Regions from separate parts of the Homo sapiens genome. Here regions 2 and 3 are each linked to region 1. The links are chromatin contacts, found by Hi-C or POLR2A ChIA-PET in ENCODE. All regions are on one chromosome and are shown on one strand. The core of a region is the stretch at or near the end of the contact, and the rest is flanking DNA. Distances in the headings are between cores, read along the strand shown. Region 1 overlaps GXYLT2 (glucoside xylosyltransferase 2). Region 2 holds the start of EBLN2 (endogenous Bornavirus like nucleoprotein 2). Region 3 overlaps PPP4R2 (protein phosphatase 4 regulatory subunit 2).

What was found. A loop is a pair of places that touch in the nucleus more often than their neighbours do. ChIA-PET counts read pairs that join two places held with the same protein, here RNA polymerase II (POLR2A). Pooled maps may share reads with other maps.
Region 2: a map of Right ventricle myocardium inferior shows a loop between it and region 1 (12-fold over the local background). The contact joins the promoter of EBLN2 here to the enhancer-like site in region 1. A Hi-C loop is called at or near these places in 4 of 168 maps with a recorded cell type or tissue (Right ventricle myocardium inferior, heart left ventricle, left ventricle myocardium inferior and 1 more), 1 of 37 single-sample maps with no recorded cell type and 9 of 50 pooled maps. POLR2A ChIA-PET finds 5 or more read pairs at or near these places in 4 of 52 experiments (GM12878, MCF 10A, T-cell and 1 more).
Region 3: a map of Right ventricle myocardium inferior shows a loop between it and region 1 (3-fold over the local background). The contact joins two enhancer-like sites. A Hi-C loop is called at or near these places in 2 of 168 maps with a recorded cell type or tissue (Right ventricle myocardium inferior and heart right ventricle) and 9 of 50 pooled maps. POLR2A ChIA-PET finds 5 or more read pairs at or near these places in 4 of 52 experiments (GM12878, activated CD8-positive, alpha-beta memory T cell and activated T-cell).

Annotation. Positions count from the first base shown.
Region 1 is chr3:72,959,182-72,963,739 of GRCh38, reverse strand. The region is part of intron 5 of GXYLT2 (glucoside xylosyltransferase 2); the gene reads right to left. Among named protein-coding and RNA genes, the nearest start is that of PPP4R2, 35 kb to the left of the region's middle. Within about 2 kb of position 2,344, at least 10 of the 41 ENCODE cell types and tissues checked have a DNase peak (open chromatin) inside an H3K27ac peak, as active enhancers do; they include left ventricle myocardium inferior, where a contact is called at or near this core.
Region 2 is chr3:73,058,351-73,062,908 of GRCh38, reverse strand. EBLN2 (endogenous Bornavirus like nucleoprotein 2) reads right to left here and starts at 1,250. Exons shown (of 1, transcript NM_018029.4): 1 at 1-1,250. The coding sequence starts at 827. The coding sequence ends at 9. PPP4R2 (protein phosphatase 4 regulatory subunit 2) reads right to left here. Exons shown (of 9, transcript NM_174907.4): 4 at 3,779-3,872; 5 at 1,849-1,886.
Region 3 is chr3:73,039,291-73,043,848 of GRCh38, reverse strand. The region is part of intron 2 of PPP4R2 (protein phosphatase 4 regulatory subunit 2); the gene reads right to left. Among named protein-coding and RNA genes, the nearest start is that of EBLN2, 20 kb to the left of the region's middle. Within about 2 kb of position 2,053, at least 2 of the 41 ENCODE cell types and tissues checked have a DNase peak (open chromatin) inside an H3K27ac peak, as active enhancers do.

The DNA of each region.
Region 1 (4,558 bases), core at 1,095-3,594:
GATCGTGCCATTGCCCTCCAGCCTGGGCAACAACAGTGAAACTCTTGTCTCAAAAAAAAAAAAAAAAAAATTAGCTAGGCATGGTGGTACACACCTGTAATCCCAGCTACTCAGGAGGCTAAGGCAGGAGACTCACTTGAGCCCAGGATGTGGAGGTTGCATTGAGCCAAGATTGTGCCACTGCACTCCAGCCTGGGCAACAGGGTGAGACTCTGTCTCAAAAAAAAAAAAACAAAAAACTCCGGACCTCAGGTGATCTGCCTGCCTCGGCCTCCCAAAGTGCTGGTATTACAGGCCTCTACTGTGCCCAGCCAGAGTTTCGTATTTTTAGTAGAAACAGGGTTTCGCCATGTTGGCCAGGCTGGTCTCGAACTCCTTATCTCAAGTAATCTGCCCGCCTCAGCCTCCCAGTGCTGGGATTACAGGTGTCAGCCACTGTGCCCAGCCTACTCCTCTCCTTATATTTCTGATTATTTCATACTCTTGGGATCTCTAAGATTATGAACTAGTTTATGCCTGATCATTTTAACTTCATGGTAATACAGGCTTGCTACATTTTTATTTTTATTTTTTATGTATTTTTATTTTTTAGTAGAGATGGGGTCTTGCCACGTTGCCCAGGCTGGTCTTGGACTCCTGGCCTCAAGCAATACTCCCTGCTCAGCCTCCTAAAGCGTTGAGATTACAGGCATAAGCTCCCACACCCGGCCTCGCTTAATACTCTGTATCAATAGAACGGAGGCTGTTCAACTGCTCTGCTAATAGTTTTTTTGTTTTTTTTTTTTAATGTCCCATCCTGGAACTGAGATTTCCTAGCATTCTCTTTTTCCTTATTTCAGAATGCTCCTTGTTCCAAAAAAGGCAATTACTTTTTTTGAGAAGGCTTTTCTGATCACACAATCTAAGGAAGCTCTTCTCTCTCCAGCCTTGAGGGTCTCTCTCTCAACCCCTCATTTGTTTCCTCCATCTCATTTATCACAATTTGTGATTTTGAACAACTAGTTATTCTTTAGGAGTCTACCTTCTACCTCCTCCAACAAAAGGTAGGCTTCATGAAACCAGTAACTTTGTTTAACTCATCTGTTGCCATATTCCTGGGACCTAGCCCTGTGGCTGGCACATAGTGCTCAAAAACTAGTGCTGAATGAATGAATGAAATGCAACTTATACCTCCTTTCACCAAATGCATCTTTTCCCTTTCTCCAGCTTTCTATCTCCTTTCTCTCCTGAACTTCTCTTTTCTCTCATTTTCCTTGCTGTGGCTCTTTCTCTTCCATTTATTAATACTTTTCCCCTTCACTCCCTTCTCTTAATTCCATTCATTCAACCAAACAACACTTCTGAACACCAACTCCATTTAAAGCACTGAGCCTTGCACTGTGAAAGACACAAAGTTGACACAACCCCTTCTCACACAGACCATACAATTTTTATCCTTTTCTCTTGCGTTTTACATCAGGGCTCATGAACTTCCTAGACTCCTGAAACAGTGATTTGTTACCAGTTTCCTAGAACAGTCCCAATATGAAATAACTGGGCTTGTCAATCCCACAATGCAGCACTCATAACTGCCTGTTGCTGGGTGCTTTGGTGTGGTGAATATACAGTGTGGTTGCACGCTCAAGGGCAGGGCTCCAGTGACCCCAGGCAGGATGAGAATAAGGCCCTCCTGGAGCCATTGAAGAGACTTGTCCCATGTGAGTGAGTCCTGCTCCTTGAGGTTCCCATGAACTCCTCCTGCCTCCCTAGTATCACACACTTGACTCACAATCTACGTGTACTCCATGGGCATTTCAGCTCTTCTCTCTTCCCTCAGGCAGAATTCTGCCTCTACGCTAGCCTGATGCCCTGCCTTATCACTTATACTTGGCTGGTTTCATTTTCTTCCCTACCCACATCTCAGTTTTCTAGAAATTGCCCTTGTAGAAGGAGCAGACCTATGTGGTCACGTTTGAGAGAGGAAAATGCCTCATGACTTTGCCCTTCTAGAGCCTGATCAAGGGTGGTCTCCCAAATTAAAGAGAATTCAGTCGCAGCTGGGCTGGGCCAGTCTCTCTCTCTCTCTTTTTTTTTTTTTTTTGCTAAGAATTCAAATTAGGAAACAGAGGAGATCCATCATCATTGATTGTGGACTTGTGAAAATGTATTCACTTGGGGTTGACAATCAGGTTGGGCCATGGGCAAACAGAGAATGTGGTCTGAGAGACAGAATAGAATCAGACTGGCACGGAGAGAAGCAAAGATCACAGAAACCATGAGGCCTCTGAGAGATGAAGAAACTACTTTGGTCCTTGGCAACTTCCCAAGGCCAGTTCTCATGAAGCCTGGCTTGATTTGACTCGTGTGATCATGAGACTGCCCCTGGCCTCTTACAGTATCTGCCCTCACTTAGCTGGCCTGAGTGGAGCTGTGTTCCCTGAAACCTAAGTGCATTCATCTAAACACATCTTCCTATATAGAATTCTCTTTTGGTTCCTGTCAGATTTATCCCTTCTATAGAACTCTGCTCTTGACTCAGACTCACCTTTAAGAGTGTGAACTCAGTTTTCCACCCCTTGATGAAGCTGCGTTGGCTCACCTGCCAGGAAATGTCCTGTGAACTGTCCTGAAAGCCCCCACGCGTTTCAGCTATCTCAAGTCAGTCTATTACCCAGCACTGCAATTATGCACCCACAGGCATTTACTATCTAATTATAGCAAGAGTTTTAAAACACTTTCTAGCTAATGACTTTTAAACACATTTTAAAAAGCGGTGTTATCAGATACAAGACACTATAATAATGACAACATTTCCTGATGTGTGCTACAGGTTTTATGTGCATTGGTTCACCCATGGCAACCTGAAGAACCATAACAATAAACATGTTTATCTGCTGTGCCGTGGCCAATACTGTCTCCCTCTCTCCTTTCCAGGGATAAAGGTGACAAATCTTTTTTTCAAATACAGTTTGTTCTGGTTTGTGGAAAGTACTCTGCAATCAATATACATGAAGAGAAACCTTACAATGTGATAGATATTGCTGGATCTCAGTTCAAAGATCCCATGTTTAATCAAGTACCTGGGTAAAGTATGAAATAGGAAGATCAAATGCAGGCTGTACGAAGGACAGTCAGGGAGTTAACCTAACAATCACTCATCTAAAACCAGAAAACTTGGTTATTTACTTGATACTGTGCAGAACCAGGATTTAGAACAACGTCACGATTATTTTCCAATATCCTGTTTTACTCAATGGATCTCAGATGGAGAGTGAAGAAGCAATTAAACTCCTCTGGTTTCAGCCCCAGTTAAAGACAAGGGACTCCTGTTTAATTGCAAAGCTGCTTACGACTGCCTTCGGGTATTATTTATTTACTCACTAATCACATCCTCAAATAATCAGCAACAGGCTAAGAGGAACTGGGGAGGCAACTGTGTGAATCTTTTGGATTCCTCAATTTGGGAATATGGACAGGGAGACTTAAATTAGATCGTTTTGGCCACATGACAAAGAGGAAAATGCAGTATTTAAAGAAAAGGGCCGGGTGTGGTGGCTCACGCCTATAATCCCTCAAGTGATCCACCAGGAGGATCAAAAAATTACCTGGGCATGGTGGCGGATGCCTATAATACAAAAATTACAAAAATTAGCTGGGTGTGGTGGCAGGTGCCTGTAATCCCAGCTGCTCGGGAGGCTGAGGCAGAAGAATCGCTTGAACCCAGGAGGCAGAGGTTGCAGTGAGCCGAGATCGTGCCACCACACTCCAGCCTGGGTGACAGAGTGAGATTCCGTCTCAAAACAAACAAACAAACAAACAAACACAAAACCGGTCATGGTGGCTCATGCCTGTAATCCCAGCATTTTAGGAGGCCAAGGAGGGTGGATCACCTGAGGTCAGGAGTTCGAGACCAGCCTGGCCAACATGGCGAAACCCTGTCTCTACTAAAAGCACAAAAATTAGCCAGGGGTGATGGTGCATGCCTGTAGTCCCAGCTACTTGGGAGGCTGAGATAGGAGAATTGCTTGAACCTGGGGGGCAGAGATTGCAGTCAGACGAGATGGTGCCATTGCACTCCAGCCTGGGTGACAGAGCCAGATTCCATCTCAAGAAAAAAAAAAGATGAAACCTACCTAAGAAGAAAAAGGAAGAGATGCAGACCTACTGTCACAGTGAAATGGATTAAGGCATGAACTAAGAGGCTGGGCCTGGTTACTCATGCCTGAAATCCCAGCACTTTGGGAGGCCGAGGCCGGAAGATCGCTTGAGCCCAGGAGTTCCAGATGACCTTGGGCAACATAATGAGACTGCCCCCCAATCTCTATAAAAAATTAAAAAAATTTGGCTGGGTACAGTGGCTGATGCCTGTAATCCCAACACTTTGGGAGGCCGAGGCAGGTGGATCACATGAGGTCAGGAGTTTGAGACCAGCCTGGCCAACATGGTGAAATACTGTCTCTACTAAATATACAAAAATTAGTTGGGTGTGGTGTTGGGTGCCTGTAATCCCAGCTACTCGGGAGGCTGAGGCAGAAGAATTGCTCAAACCTGGGAGGCAGAAGTTACAGTGAGCCGAGAT
Region 2 (4,558 bases), core at 1-2,500, 100 kb before region 1:
CTTGGCAACTAACTTGACTTGCGTAGCTTGTGTAGAGGGGATTCAAAGTCTCCAAATAGAAGTGTGAACATTAATTCTCCAACCCATGGTCTTGAGCTGATCCAACCTATGGCTGATTCTGCATTGCAGCTGATTAGCAGATCAGCACTCTCACCATGTGAAAGTCTTCCAATAGATGCCATCATTGCCTTGAATCGTCTCTGAACTTGGAGACTGCTGGTGCAAATCTTATCACTTGATCCAGCCGCAATGCCTATCAAAAGGTCACAGCAGTGGCGGAGAACTGATGACTTCTCAAGGGCAATAAAGTTAGGCATATCTTTGAATCTGCTAGCATAAGGAGTACCCCTTTCCTCGTTCTCATTCCCAACCACAGTATTAGACCTCTTGCTCACACCAACACTCAGTAATGCCTGGTGTAACCCATCAAATATGAAACACAAGAATACTAAACTTGGGGTCACAGGGTGGAAATGAGATTTATGTGCTGGGTCTAGCATAGACTTGGCTGCTTTTTTAATGTCCTTAATATCCCCAATGCTGGGTTGGGGTTCCAATGCATCCAGTGGATACTGTCTGTTTTTCCCAGATAGCTCAAATCTTCCTTGAAGGTCAGGGAGCCCACTCCTGTCCATTGCGTCATCTCCTGGGCTGCTGGGCTGTGAGTCCTTTCTTAGATGAGACATTGTGGAAAATTGGTTCCGACTTAATTCTTTAATTTTGTTAAGAATCATAGGTCTAAAAGATCTTTTGTAAGATCTGTCACAGACCCAAACAAAAAGACTGTGAGAATTAACATAAGCATACAATTTAAGAAAATAACCCATTATTAGTCGCTATGACTTGACTCTGCACTTCTTTACCATTTTTCCAAAATACCTCACGTTCATGAGCAAAACAAAACATATTTTGCTTCATAAAAGAAATTTTTATCATGTATACATTTTAATAGTTTTTCTGTCAAGAAATATAGTATGGGATTATTTTAGTATCTTATTTAGCAACATAACTATATTCTTGGGAACATTCTAAAAACAAATTGACTGGGCTGGGTGTGGTGGTTCACATCTGTAATCTCAGCACTTTGGAAGGCCAAGGCGGGAGGATCACTAGAGTTTAAGGCTGCAGTGAGCTATGATCACTCATCACCGCACTCCAGCCTGGGTAACAGAGTAGTCTATGAAAGCAGAGCCAGATTAACCTTAAACCAATGGTTCTCAGCAGGGGACAACCTCCCCTCCCTGCCTTTCACATCTCCAAGAGACATTTGGCAATGTCTAAAGATATTTGGAGAGGGGAACACTACTGGCATAAGTGGGTAGAGGTCAAGGACAGTGCTAAACCTCTTATAATCCCCAGGACACCCACTCACAACAGAATTATCTGGTACAAAATGTCCATAGTTCCAAGGTTGAGAAATTGTATCCAAATTTAATTCTTACTTTGCTATATCTAAATCTTGACAACTGGAAATATTTTCCATCATAAAGAGAAAAGCCATCAAGTAGTTATTCCAAACATGGGAATTATGCCCTAGAGACACCCTGGAAAGGCATCTAGAATGGCATCTCAGGGCAATGAGTGCCACCACAGTATGTAAATCCAACAATATTAAAATTACAGTAAATCACCAATCTCTTTAATCCAAATCTCTTTAATGGAAAAAACATATAGATAATGTTATTAGTAATATTCTACTTTGGGGACTGAATGGTAGGTTCACAAGTATGTTATCACACTTAATTACATATTAAATAAATTCAGTCTATTTTAAGAATAATATATTAGAAGCAATAAAATGATTAAATATAGTAAATAATATACTAGAAATAGAAAAAATATACTTACTCTGAAGAAGGATAAACACAGCTAACAACCATCACATTCTGCAATAACAAAAATCAGTGATTTAGTATGAAGAAAAGTACTACAACATAAAGTTTCATCATTTTTGTTTCTAAAATCACTCTGGTGGGTTAAATTCCCATTGATTCTAATTTTGCTAGTAAAGGAAAATGGTTAAAAATGAAAACTGGTGAAACAGCAAAAACTAAAACAATAACAAAGGACCAAAAGAGAATATCCTACTCAGCCACTAATTTTTTTTTTCCTATACTTATTTTTTACCCTAATCTAGTTATTCTAGACCCGTAACATCATACACTATACGTAGTAGAGTAACTAAGCTCAGATGGAATCAACAAAGATGTTGAGAGATTGAAGTACTTAAGACATATGTAATTGATTTTCCTTACAAAGCAACACCCAATCCACGGCTTGTTGTGTTGCATCATATATCCCACAGAAAGAGACTCAAACCTTTTTTGTAATATATTTATGATCTTCCCAGTAAAAATAACTTTACTAATATTCAGTGTTCACTGAAAGTTTAGTATGAGTCACAGTAAGTGTTTTGCATTTAATCCCCCTCCCAGCCCTATTATTAACCACATTTTACAGAGGAGAAAACTAACTGGCCCAAGGTCACACAACTATGAAACACTGCAACCCTGATTTAAAGGCAGGGCACCTGGTATGACTACTGTAACATATTGCTACTTTATCTGAAAATCTCCAAAATGTAATTATTACAACTCCTGGAGCTGAAAAGTAAGTACTGATGAGCCATCTCAGTTTCCTGGCCTTTGGGGATATTATTCAATTGAGTGTACAGAGGATCAACAAAATATATTAATCCAGTATGGCCACAAAAACTACTGTAAATCACTATGTAATGGTTTTTGATTCCTGTTCCCAGGGTAAAATAAAGTGGATTTGAACCAGATCCTTAAATGAACAGGGGAGTGTTTCCGGACCAACCATCAACTGAAAATTAGAACTCATTAGTCCAATCTTGGTTCTCACAGGGCTTCCTTCATTTTTCACTCAAGACAAGTCAATTTCTTACTTTTCATTCCCTTAAACACCTTGAATCTTTGTTCTTCACACCATTTCCTTTTTTTTTTTTTTTTCTGAGACAGAGTCTCACTTTGTTGCCCAGGCTGGAGTGCAATGGTGCCATCTCAGCTCTCTGCAACCTCCGTCTCCCAGGTTCTAGCAATTCTCCTGCCTCAGCCTCCTGGGTAGCTAGGATTACAGGCGTGCACCACCACGCCCGGCTAGTTTTTGTATTTTTTGCAGAGACAGGGTTTCACCATGTTGGCCAGCCTGGTCTCGAACTCCTGACCGTGATCCACCCACCTCAGCCTCCCAAAGTGCTGGAATTACAGGCATGAGCCACCACACCCAGCCCACACCATTTCCTTTATTCAGAATACCCTTCCCTTATTCTAACACTCCCTCAACCCCCTCCACACACAAACACTAATGTTTATCTCTAAATCTGACCTGCATCTTTCTACTCAATACCTCATTTACATGCTTGGCACCAGTAAGTTTCCAAAGTTATGTACCTTTGAACTCCAGAATTGAGAAAATGAATTCCATGTGTAAGTTTATAAAACACTCTATAAAGTTAAAATAGCAATTATAACTTCACAGAACCTTTAATAAGTTGATATACACTATGAATTTCCAAGAAATAATAAGCTGCTTTCACCAAACTTCAATGACCAACACACAAACCCTCCTCTACCCGGTCCTATTAAATCTCTCTGTAAAACAGAATGCAATTTGGAAAACAATTTGGGAAACTCAAGGTAGGCTGAAAAACATATTTCAAGAAGTGGTACCCGAAACAGATCTTACTCAATGTTCTTTTCTAAAATAAAAGCTATTACACCACAGCATAATATAATTCCAATAATAAAATAAATACCTTTTCTACTCCTCTGAGAAATTTGTCTGTTCCTGTATAGTTTCTCCTTGGATCTGTTAACAATTCACATAGTCGCTGAATAGTAAAAGGGATACTGCAAAAAAATATAATTTTACAGTGTGAGATCACTGATAATCAAGAAAACGAGGAACATTATTTCTTTTGCTAGGTAAAGCTGTATCTAGTCACCCATGTATTAAGCTACAAAAGAAAATGCTATAATAGGGAAATAAATGGATGAGTCATTTAAAAAAAGACAATAAAATAAGCATACCTTTCTATTTAACAAAAAAACCATTCTCCCTTCCTTTAAAAAGCAATAAAGGTGGGGGGGGAGGGAGGGGGGAATGGTTAACGGGTACAAAAATATAGTTAGAATGAATAAGATCTAGTATTTGATAGCACAACAGGTTGACTACAATAATTTATCGTACATTTTAAAATAACTAAGAGTATAAGTGTACTGTTTGTAACACAAAGCATAAAGAAACGCTTGAGGTGATGGATAACCCATTTACCCTGATGTGATTATAATGCATTGTATGGCTCTATCAAAATATCTCATGTACCCCATAAATATGTAAACCTACTATTTACCAACAGAAATTCTTTTTTAAAAAAAAAGCAACTTAGAACACCCAAAATCAACAGAAAGCTTCAAAACTGAGGAAAAAATTTTTATATAATAGAAAATTCTAAATCCTGATAATTTGATTTTTAAGTTTACAAGAGAGGTAACACAAATAATAATCAAGTTGGGGGTTATTTAATATATGTATT
Region 3 (4,558 bases), core at 804-3,303, 80 kb before region 1:
TGATAGTGATGGTAACATACATCGTGAGTGTACTTACTGGCAATAAATTGTACACTTCAAATAGTTAAAATGGTAAGGTTTACATTAGGTATATTTCAATAGGTATTTCCCCACAAAGAAGATACACAAATGGCCAATAAGCATATGAAAAGATGCTCAGCATTATTATCTATTAGAGAAATGCAAATCAAAACCACCCATTTCACACCCACTAGGGTGGCTATAATCAAAAAGATGAATAATGAACGAGTGCTGGGTTGATGTGGGGAAACTGGTAATGTCATACATTACTGGTGGGAAAGTAAAATGGTGTAGTTGCTTTGGAAAGTACTTGGGCAGTTCCTCAGAAAGGTAAATGCAGATTTGTAATCCAACAATTCCATTCTATTAAATGAGTGAATTATGTATTTTAAAAGTATGCTATTACTTTTAAAAATGGTGAGGATAATTAAAAGCTATTTGCATGATTAGTTTTTTCCACCTTTCCCTATCCTATTTTAGAAAGGGGAATTTGAGGTTTAACAAGCAGAATTTTTAATTTTTAATTTCACAGAATTTTTGATATGCCTAATATTAATCCTTATTAATGTACAATTGCTTTTGGTTCCTAAAATTTATCTTTAAATTTTATGAGACTCTCCACATGCACTTCATACTTAAACATACCAGGGCAAGTTATACTGAAATAGGACGCTTATACTTTTCATTTCTTAAATTAATAATTTTTTGTGCTTTTAATAATCACCAATTCATAGCGTGAGTTCAGATTTCCATATGCACAGAGTCTTGTGGTGTGTTTTAATCTCATCTTTCCATTAACCATCTGACATGACATGTTTGCGGTCCAAAAAAAGCACATTAATGGGAACAGCCAGACAAGAGGTATGGGATCCCAGGTAATGGAAATTCTGAAGAGATTCAAAGACTCTATGGCACTAACTCATGAGACAGAAATTAAGCCCCATAAATTGACATGAATTATGAACACACTGTAGTCTTAACTTTCAAATAAATCAAGCAGTTACTCTAAATTAGATCAATACGATGCAATTCAAGTGATACTATTCCACATATATATATGGGGAGGGCATTCATAAAATGTGAAAGATACAGCTTTTTGATGGAGGACAACTATTTGATAAAAACAAAAACAGAAAATGCTTCCCTAAAAGTTATATAATTCAGGGGCCAGGCGCGGTGGCTCACGGATGTAATCCCAGCACTTTGGGAGGCCGAGGCGGGCTTATCACAAGGTCAAGAGACCAAGACCATCCTGGCCAACATGGTGAAATCCTGTCTCTACTAAAAATACAAAAATTAGCTGGGTGTGGTGGCACAAACCTGTATTCCCAGCTACTCGGGAGGCTGAGACAGGAGAATTGTTTGAACCCAGGAGGCGGAGGTTGCAGTGAGCCAAGATTGCAGCACCGCACTCCAGCCTGGGTGACACAGCGAGACTCCATCTCAAAAAAAAAAAAAAAAAAAAAGAAATTATATTCAGGCACAAAAAACAGGCCATGCGCAAATCAACTAAAAACTTGGCAACAAAAACAATTTCTTAGGAATGTACACTCACTGGATGAGTAGAAATGAGAACAAAAAAACCCTTGGCTTTCAATATGAAAATCAAATTATTCTAAAAAGATGCTCATAAGACATAAACACATTTTCAACTTCAGAACAAATTTCTCCACATAAAATCCCCTCCAATAAAATACATACTCAAAATTTAAATCTACTTTACTGAAATTAACTCAATAATGTACTGAAATTAATCACCATTAACTAAGTAGCTTCACCTCCCTTCACTTCCTTTTTCTTCTCCCCTTCCATTTTCCCATTTTTGCAGTTTCTCCTGTAGGAAAGTACAATTCATATCTCTAATAAATATATCCTGGTGCTAGATTTTACATTGACCTTTTTTCTCCATAGGAACTCACAAGTTCATATTCAAACATGTTTCTCTCACAATTCTCTAAAGGCTAAAGGTATTTTCCAGAGGCTTAAGGACAGAAAATCCATCTTTTCTTTTCCCAAGTGGTGCTACAACAATTTAGTGGCCAGCGGCCAACCACCTTAACGTACTGGTTCCTAACATTTCCAGTTCTACTAAGATTACTCTCTACTCAGCCTATCTGCATTGCACACAAAGTGTGAGGAACACTAAGAGCACAACAAAGCTCAGGAGAGTCCTACTACTATTAGCTACTCCAAAGGATAGCAAATACTGCACCATTTATAAACATCAAACGGGAATCTGAGAAGAATGAATAAATAAAATCTAATGGAGATGATCATTCATTAAAGGTGACAGGCTTAAAATACACTTAATGTTTAAAAGGCAGATATTTCAATCAGATGACTTAAAATGTCAAATAATTCAGTCTTAATTATATGACTGAGGCAAACAAAACAAGTATATTTAATCTGAATACTGAATTAAATAAGTGAAAGATCTGCAAAAGTAAGAAAACACTGAGTTGCTTACATAAAATTATGACATTTTTAAAAGGACTAATTTTAAAACACAAATTACTCTCTCTATAAATGGGGCACGAAACAAGAGATTCTTTTACATTATCATTCCACATCATATTACATCTTGTCGACTAACTGAACATTAAAATAGATCAGTGGAACAGAAGAGAGCGGAGAAGCACACCCACACATATATGAAAATCTGATATATGGTAAAGGACAGATTAGTCAGTAAACTGAAAAATATTGAGACTACTCCAAAATGTTAATAGGATTTAAAAACTAAATAATGTGTTTTTTCTGATTACATTAATAGTACAGCCATTATAAGAAATAATAAAGACATAGAAGTATGTATCCATAATCTGCAGTCAACCATCATCACTAAAGTAACATTTTAATATATTTTTCAAATTTGACATCCTAATATTCCTTTTTCCCTCCTCCTTACTCACTACGGGTATTTGCATGGGACAAACAGTCTTTGAGGGCAAGATTTTTAACTGCACCACGTATTTGTGCCATAATTTATTAATCACAGTTTAAAAAAATATTTAGGGCTGGGTGCGATGGCTCACGCCTGTAATGCAAGCACTTTCGGGGGCTGAGGCAGGCAGATCACCTGAGATCAGCAGTTCAAGACCAGCCCGGCCAACATGGTAAAATCCCACCTCTACTAAAAATACAAAAATTAGCCAGGCATGGTGGTGAGCGCCTATAATTCCAGCTACTGGAATTACAGACAGGCTGAGACAGAAGAATCGCTTGAACCCAGGAGGCAGAGGTTGCAGTGCGCCAAGGTTATGCCACTGCACTGCACTCCAGCCTGAGTGACAGAGCAAGACTGTCTCCAAAAAAAAAAAAAAAAAAATTAGGTCACATCTACTTCATTACAATTAAAAATAATTATGTAGTTATGTGATTAACAGCCTAATAATAAACCCTGTAGGCATCTATTTATCACCTGAGGATAGATTTCTGTAAGTGAAATTATTGAGTCCGAAGTATGAAGTACATACGTCAAGACTTTTGTTTCAACCTTCAGAAACTCCCCAGACACCATGTACCATACTTTGTAGTGTCATCAGTAATATAAAGCAACATGTTACATTTGAGTATGATAACCTTTCAAAAATTCTGTCAATATGCTAGTAGAGAAACAGTTTAATTTACATTTCCTTCATTGCTAGTGAAATGGAATATTTTTACCTGATTTTGACCACAAGACACTTGTTTTATGTGTTAACAGGTCCTTTGCAATCCCTCATCCCAGGGCTTCTTCAATTTTGGCACTACTGACATTTTCTTTTTTCTTTTGGAGACAGAGTTTCACTCTTGTCGCCCAGGCTGGAGTGCAATGGCGATCTCGGCTCACTACAACCTCCGCCTCCCTGGTTCAAGCAATTCTCCTGCCTCAGCCTCCTAAGTAGCTGGGATTACAGGCACCTGCCACCATGCCTGGCTAATTTTTGTATTTTTAGTAGAGACGGTGTTTCGCCATGTTGGCCAGGCTGGTCTCAAACTCCTGACACTTCAGGTGATTCGCCGCCTTGGCCTCCCAAAGTGCTGGGATTACAGACGTGAGCCACCAGGCCCGGCCACTGCTGACATTTTCAAGTTGGATAGAATTCTTTGTCACAGGAGGATGTCCTTTGTACTGGAGGATGTGGAGCTACATCCCTGGCCTCTACCCACTAGAAACCTGCAGCACACCACCCACTCCAGTTGTGACAACCATAAATGTCTCCCAACATTATCAAATGTTCCTTGGGAGTCAAAAATTGTCCCCAGTTAAGAACCATGGGCCCATTCCCCACCTCTCTAAAATTATCTGTCTTTTGCTTATTTTTGTGTTATGGAAAAGGTAAATTATGTGATACAATTATGAACAGAATTTTTGGATTCTCATTTTGTACTGACTGCTTCAAAGGTAAAAAGTATTGTTTTTGGCCAGGCATGGTGGCTCACACCTGTAATCCCTGCACTTTGGGAGGCCCAGGTGGATGGATCACTTGAGGTCAGGAGTTTGAGACCAGCCTAGCCAACATGGTGAAACCCCATTTCTACTAAAAATACAAAA